2 separate regions of the Homo sapiens genome follow, and region 2 is linked to region 1. The links are chromatin contacts, found by Hi-C or POLR2A ChIA-PET in ENCODE. All regions are on one chromosome and are shown on one strand. The core of a region is the stretch at or near the end of the contact, and the rest is flanking DNA. Distances in the headings are between cores, read along the strand shown. Region 1 overlaps PTGIS (prostaglandin I2 synthase). Region 2 overlaps LOC105372651 (a long non-coding RNA gene).

Evidence for each region. A loop is a pair of places that touch in the nucleus more often than their neighbours do. ChIA-PET counts read pairs that join two places held with the same protein, here RNA polymerase II (POLR2A). Pooled maps may share reads with other maps.
Region 2: a map of tibial artery shows a loop between it and region 1 (13-fold over the local background). The contact joins two enhancer-like sites. A Hi-C loop is called at or near these places in 134 of 168 maps with a recorded cell type or tissue (A673, B cell, CD14-positive monocyte and 77 more), 37 of 37 single-sample maps with no recorded cell type and 50 of 50 pooled maps. POLR2A ChIA-PET finds 5 or more read pairs at or near these places in 25 of 52 experiments (A549, A673, AG04450 and 17 more).

What each region holds. Positions count from the first base shown.
Region 1 is chr20:49,540,118-49,543,445 of GRCh38, reverse strand. All of the region lies in intron 4 of PTGIS (prostaglandin I2 synthase), which reads left to right. Among named protein-coding and RNA genes, the nearest start is that of PTGIS, 26 kb to the left of the region's middle. RefSeq lists a silencer at 864-1,140 and an enhancer at 1,596-1,645. Within about 2 kb of position 1,530, at least 3 of the 41 ENCODE cell types and tissues checked have a DNase peak (open chromatin) inside an H3K27ac peak, as active enhancers do; they include ascending aorta, tibial artery and uterus, where a contact is called at or near this core.
Region 2 is chr20:49,603,066-49,606,393 of GRCh38, reverse strand. It overlaps LOC105372651 (a long non-coding RNA gene), which reads right to left. Exons shown (of 4, transcript XR_001754713.2): 4 at 2,756-3,132. Among named protein-coding and RNA genes, the nearest start is that of PTGIS, 37 kb to the right of the region's middle. Within about 2 kb of position 1,738, at least 7 of the 41 ENCODE cell types and tissues checked have a DNase peak (open chromatin) inside an H3K27ac peak, as active enhancers do; they include ascending aorta, tibial artery and uterus, where a contact is called at or near this core.

The sequences.
Region 1 (3,328 bases), core at 281-2,780:
GGGTGACATCAGGGGTTTGCACAGGGGCAGGACATGATCTAACTTAGTTTGAAAGCCCCCTCTGGCTGCTGGATGGAGGATGGACTGTAGGGGTAAGGAGGGGTGGAGAGGGAGGCAGGAGGACCTAGCAGGAGGCTGCCAGGTGTCACCAAGGTGAGAGAATGGTGGTGGCCCAGGGAGGTGGTGAGAATTTGGGTAGCTTTTGGAGATAGAGTTCACTGGCTCTGCCGGAAGATTTGACTGGGGCAGCGGTGGGGATGGGGGAGCGTGGGCGTGAGTGAGAGGGATAGAGTGGTGTTAAGGACAGCTCCCTGATTTTAGTGATGCCCTTAACCAACCAGAATTTAATTTAATTTAAATTTAATTTAAAAAAGGACATTTCAACCCCTCCAAGAAATTAGAGCAACATAGTTCTAGGATAAAGGGCAGTCATTCGTTGACACATATGGGCATGTGGGTATATTTATGATATGTGTGTGCATATGTGTAGACTCGGCGTGTCTCAGCTCTTTTAATGCTCACAATCGCTCTAGGAGGCTAGGACTTTACATATTCCATTTGACAGATGAGAAAACTGAGACCTGGAGAGCCTGAGTCATTTGCCCAGAGGCCTGTGTTGGGGTCAGGACAGGGCTGGTCCCAGAGTCTGCACTCTCAGCCACAGCTCTCAGCACACGAACAGTCCCCATTCTTTTTGTTTTGCCCTGGGGTGGTGCAAACAGTGTCAAGGGCTGTAATTGGTGTGGGTGATGCTGGTCTGGTCCACCCTGCATTGTATGATGGGGACTGAGGTCCAGAGAGGGCCAGCTGAAACCACCCAGCAAGTTCACAGTAGTGATCCTCCCAGGTCTCCTGGCTCCTGGGTCCCTGTGCAGACAAAGAAGTCAGAGAGAGATAGGCTGGGGAGAGGCAGGCTCAGGGGCAGCTGGGTCTGGCTAGGCTCCATGGTACAGCGGCAGGCACAGGGGAATCAGCTCAGGGGGAATCAGACGTAAATCCATACCTGTAACCCGGTAACTGTGTCTTCAGGGCCTGAGGCCTGGGCTGGAGCTCCTGCCCCCTGGCTTGGCAGCTGTAGGCCTTTCCACTGCCATCAATCAGCAGCCCCTGAAATACAAAGAGAATGGGCCAGTTGGATGGGAGGGACACAGAGGTGAAAGGGGTGCCGGTTCAGGCAGCCCGAACTGTGAGGTGCCACCTCTTACACCCACCAGCCTGGCCTGTGTTGGCCCTGGCCTCACTGAGTCACACCCAAAGTTCTCCTCTGTCCTCACCTTGTAGCCCTGGCCTCCCCTCCTCCCACCTACCTCTCTGCTGCCCCTTGAGCAGGTCAGGCACGCTCTCTCTTTGTGGCCTTTGCTATTTCTGTTCCCTTGCCTGGGAATGCTGTTCCCCACAGGTCTGCGTGGCTCCCACCCCACTTCGTTTAAGCCTTATCGCGAGCGCCACCTGCTCAGAGAGGTCTTTCTTGAGTCCCATTTTCGTGATGGCTCCCTCCTGTGACCCAGCTTGGTTCAGCTTTATTTTTCTTTGTGGCTCTAGCGCCGCCTGTGGGTCGTGTGTGTATTTACATATGGGATTATCCTGTCTTCAGCCGTGCTCTTTTGATATGGAGCTGCCGGCTTCGCTTCCACAGAGCAAAACCTTGTGGTCCTCTGGGTTTACTTTTTCTTTTTGTTTTCTTTTCCTTCATTTTATTTTATTTTATTTTAAAGACAAAGTTTCGCTCTTTCGCCCAGGCTGGAGTGCAATAATGGCGCGATCTCTGCTCGCTGCAACCTCCGCCTCCCAGATTCAAGCGATTCTCTCGCCTCAGCCTCCTGAGTAGCTGGGACTACAGGTGCCGCCACCATGCCCAGCTAATTTTTGTATTTTTAGTAGAGAGGGGGTTTCACCATGTTGGCCAAGCTGGTCTCGAACTCCTGACCTCAGGTGATATAACCACCTCGGCATCCCAAAGTGCTAGGATTACAGGCGTGAGCCACCTCTCCCGGCCGGTTTACTTTTTTGGTTTATTTTTCATTGCCTGTTTTGGTAGAAATATATGTACCGGGAAATGGTTCTCTGAGTTAGCAAAAAACAACAGTGCAAGTGTGATGATAAATGATGACCAGTGTCAACTGCAGTGTCACCGAGACCACAGGGCCTTGGGAGTACCGCAGTGGCCTGGCAAGCACGTGTCTGTCTAAAAGGGGCGGCTGCAACTCTGCTCCTGCTAGGTTTCCAGGTGGGACCGCAGGTCAGCCAGATTCCTTTTTCAAGATGAGATGAGCAGGAAATCCGGATTTTGTGTGAGTTTCCCCAAATGTTTGAAGGAAGCTTTAGTTTGTTTTTAGGAACTCCCTTGATAAAACACATTTGTGGACTGAATCCAGTGTGTGGGCTGCACCTTTACAACTTCTGCCACCACTGTGCAGGTGAGGGACAGAGCAGGGACCACGCAGGCCTCTCTCGGCCCCCACCTACCCTCATTCCTGCTTCCATTCTCTCTTCATCTGGGAAAACCCCTCTCCTGAGAGATCCTGGTCTCTGGTCTTTGTCTGCACAGGGATCCAGGAGCTCAAGGGGAGGGTGAGAGGGTGAGGCCCCGGGGCTTTGGTTGCGTCTCTTTGTTGTGACTCTCTGCTGAGGCAGAGATGACAAAATGAAAGCCTGCAGTTTCCCTCCCAGGACTGAGGTCAGCCCGCTGGGCTGGGGCTGGACTCCTGGGGCATTTAAAGGGGGCTGGAGGTGAAGGCGCGTCCTCTGAGCGTGGTCCTGTGTGTGTGCGTGTGCGTGTGCGTAAGTGTGCCTCAGTGAGAGCACATGAGAGCTCATGCTAGCTCCCATGTCTTACCCTTTTTCACACTTGACCAGGCCCTGACCTCCTTCTCGGGCCTCCCAGAGCCCCTCAGATCAAGCACAACCTTCTCACTGCTGCAAATGCCTGCCTTGCGTGGCCAGCCCTGACAGCCCAGGCCCTCCCATCCTCTGCCTCACACCCCGGCTCCAGTGCCTGCACCAGCCACAGCTGGCACCTCTCCCACCAGGCACGGTTGCACTCTCAGCTCTGGGCCTTTGCACAGGCTGTGCCTGTTGCCTGAACACGTTCCTCTTCTGCTTCCCCCGATCATCCTGCAGATCTCAGCTCAGACCCTCCCTTCTCTAGGAAGTCTTCCCTGAATCCCTCCCTGGGAGCAGGCATCTCCTCCCCTTCTCTGTGCCCCCATCTCAGCACCGTCCCCTCGAGCTCTCTGCTGCAGCCTCATCAGCCTCCTTGCTGCTCCCCAGCACCGGGCTCCCTCCTGCCCCAGGACATCACACCTGGTGCTTGCTCTGCTTCCTACCC
Region 2 (3,328 bases), core at 489-2,988, 63 kb before region 1:
GAACCAGGGAGTCAGAGGTTACAGTGAGCTGAGATGGCACCATTGCACTCCAGCCTGGCCACAGAGCGAGACTCCGTCTCAAAAAAAAAAAAAAAAAAAGGAAAGAAAGAAGAGAATTAGCGAGGTGATGGGGAGATGTTAGCGGCAGGGATTTTTTTTTTTTCTTGAAATGCTCAGAGCAGCTGCAAGAGAATCCCCATAGGAAGAACTTCTGCTCTGTGATTTCATGCCCTGTGGGACCTAGAATAACCCACAGACCTCGAGTGTGGCAGCAGCTGGGCAGGCCACTCAACCCCAGGTCGGATCCTTCTCAGCTCGCCTGGGGCTGTCCCAGGCCCTGCAACAAAGTCCTTGTCCGAATGTACTGGGTGGGTGGGGGTATCCTGGCAGCAGAGCCCTGACTATGCCCTCTCACCCTCTGCTCCTCGCTGACAGAGTTCCCTCAAGGCAGGGTATACAGCTGGCACTCAGCCAGGCCTCCAGAGCCTGGGCTGCAAAGATTCAGTGTTTGGTGGCTGGTTTTATATATTTATTTGAGACGGAGTTTTGCTCTGTTGCCCAGGCTGGAGTGCAGTGGCACGATCTTGGCTCGCCACAACCTCCGCCTGCCGGGTTCAAGCGATTCTCCTGCCTCAGTGCCCGGCCCCTATTTTTTTTTTTTAATAGAAAAATGTTCCTTGCACCACCAACTCTTTCCTGGGCAGGGTTGGGAAACCATTTCCAGATGGGAAATAATTTTAGGGAAGAGAAACAGCTAAAATTACAGGCCATTCTGCTGCCAGCTCTCGCTGGGATGAGCCAGCCATGGCCCTAGAACTTTCCCAAAGTGGGGTGGGTGGGTCTGGGTGGGGAGAGAAGCCAGGATGGACTGTTGAGATGGGATGTCCCTCGGGCTGTCCATGTTCAGGCCTCGTGAGCATCTCCGAACAGCCTTGGCGGCTGCTTCTGGGGGCTGCTCGCTGATATCAAACACTCACCCATCCCCCTTCAATTCTCACCACGACCCGTGAGGGCAGAAGCTTGGAAACATCCCTGGTGTAGCCTCAGGATCCAGCTGCCGTTTTACAGAAAATCCCAAGGACAGAACGTGTTGAACCATGACACGGTGCTGTCATCAGCCTAACCCAGACCCAGGGATCTCTGCAGGTTAAATGGCCCAGGTACTGCGCAGGTAAATTGTAAGGAAAAGAAAGGGATGGAGGAGGAATAGAAACTAAAAGAGACATCAAGTTTTTAAAAAGTGGGCAAGATTAAGTATAGTGTCTGGGGCTGCTCACATGGTTGGTAAAACAAGAAAGAAACACAAGTGATATCCATAACACTTAGGGTAGCAGTGACTTTTGGGAGGGGCAGGGCTTTGAGAGGACAGGGTTCTGCAGGGGTTTCCAGGGGTGGCAGGCAAAGTTACATTTCTTGACCTAGAGGTGGTCACGAGGGTGTTCAGTTGCCTTATAATAAATCATTAAGTCACATGCTTATGCTGTGTGGTTTTTGTATCTGTATCTGTTCTATTTTTCAAAAAAAAAAAAATCCCAAGTTTAAAAAACAACAATAACAACAAAATATCCCCCATGCAGATGAAGAACGGGGGGCTTGGAGGATTGAAGTGATTCTTCCATGCGGAGTGAGTGGGGAGCTGGAATCTGAACCAGCTTATAAGCCACAGCCTGTTTATTCATTCAACAAATATTTGCCAAGCCCCAGGGCTGTGCCAGGGACTGGGCTAGCAGCGAGTGAGAGAGACATCCTGTCCTCATGGAGCCCAGAGGCTCAGTAGTCAGCCAGGTTAGAGAACCGTGACACCCTCCTGCCAGGGTGCCTGCCAGGTATCTTGGAGGAACTGCATCTTGGGGATAGATGGCTGAGCTCACAGGATTTAAGTGAAATCTCCAGGGGCTAAAAGCAGATATGAGTTGGAAATTGCAGCCTGACCCGATGCCTGAGGTAGGGTTTGCCTACCATGGGTGGGATCAAAGGGACTTTTAAAAAGACTTCTAATTTTGATGGCCAGGTGCAGTGGCTCACGTCTGTAATACCAGCACTTTGGGAGGCCGAGGCGGGTGGACCACTTGAGGTCAGGAGTTCAAGACCAGCCTGGCCAACATGGTGAAACCCCATCTCTACCAAAAATACAAAAATTAGCTGGGCATGGTGGCGGGTGCCTATAATCCCAGCTACTCGGGAGGCTGAGGCAGGAGAATCGCTTGAACCCGGGAGGCGGAGGTTGCAGTAAGCCGAGATCACGCCACTGCACTCCAGCCTGGGCGACAGAGTGAGACTCTGTCCCCACCCCCCAAAAAAGAAAAGAGAATCCAACTTGTACATCTGAACTTGAGCTCAGACATGTAAATTATCCCCTTGTTAGCCACAGGTTCGACCTCACTTTCTTCTTTTTTTTTTTTAGACAGGGTCTCGCTCTGTTACCCAGGCTGTAGTGCAGTGGTGCAATCACAGCTCACTGCAGCTTTGATCCCCCAGGCTCGAGTGATCTTCCCACCTCAGCTTCCCAAGTGGCTGGGACCACAGGTGGGTGCCACCACACCTGGCTAAGTTTTAAATATTTTTTGTAGAGTTGAGGTTTCGCTGTGTTGCCCAGGCTGGTCTCGAACTCTGGGGCTGAAGTGATCCTTCCACCTTGGCCTCCCAAAAGGTTGGAATTATAGAAGTGAGCCATTGCATCCAGCCGTCACTTGCTTTAAATTAAAATTTTTAATCAAACAAGGAAAAGTGAACCCAGGTTGGCAGGCTGAGCCCATCCCTAGCTCCAGGGATGAGCACTTGGCCAAGGCCTGACCGATTAGAGTTCAGCATCTGGTGGCCACAGCAATTGGTAACAGACGGGAAGTGAACCAAGCCAGGCATATGGGCATCTTCCCAGGAACTCTTCTAGGTGTGCAGGGAAAGAGACTATATTTGTTCGCTAGAACTGCCATAGCAAAAGACCACAGACCGGGTGGCTTAAGCAACACAGTTATTATCTCACAGTGCTGGAGGCTGGAAGTCCAAGCTCGAGATGCCGGCTGTCAGGGTTGATTTCCGTCAAGGCCTCTCTCTTTGGCCTGCAGATGGCGACCCTCTTGCTGCCTCTGCACACGGTCATCCCTCTGTGCATGTGCGCTCCTGAGGTCTGTTCTTCTTATAAGGACACCGGGCAGACTGGATTAGGGCCCACCCTAACAACCATTTAAACGTAACCACCTCTTTAAAGACCCCATCTCTAAATGCAGTCATATTTTCAGGTCTTGGGGGTTGGGACTTCAACATATGAATTTTGAGGGACCACAATTTAGCCCATAACAGAGGCCTTCTCTTTCCACTGAAGTTGCTA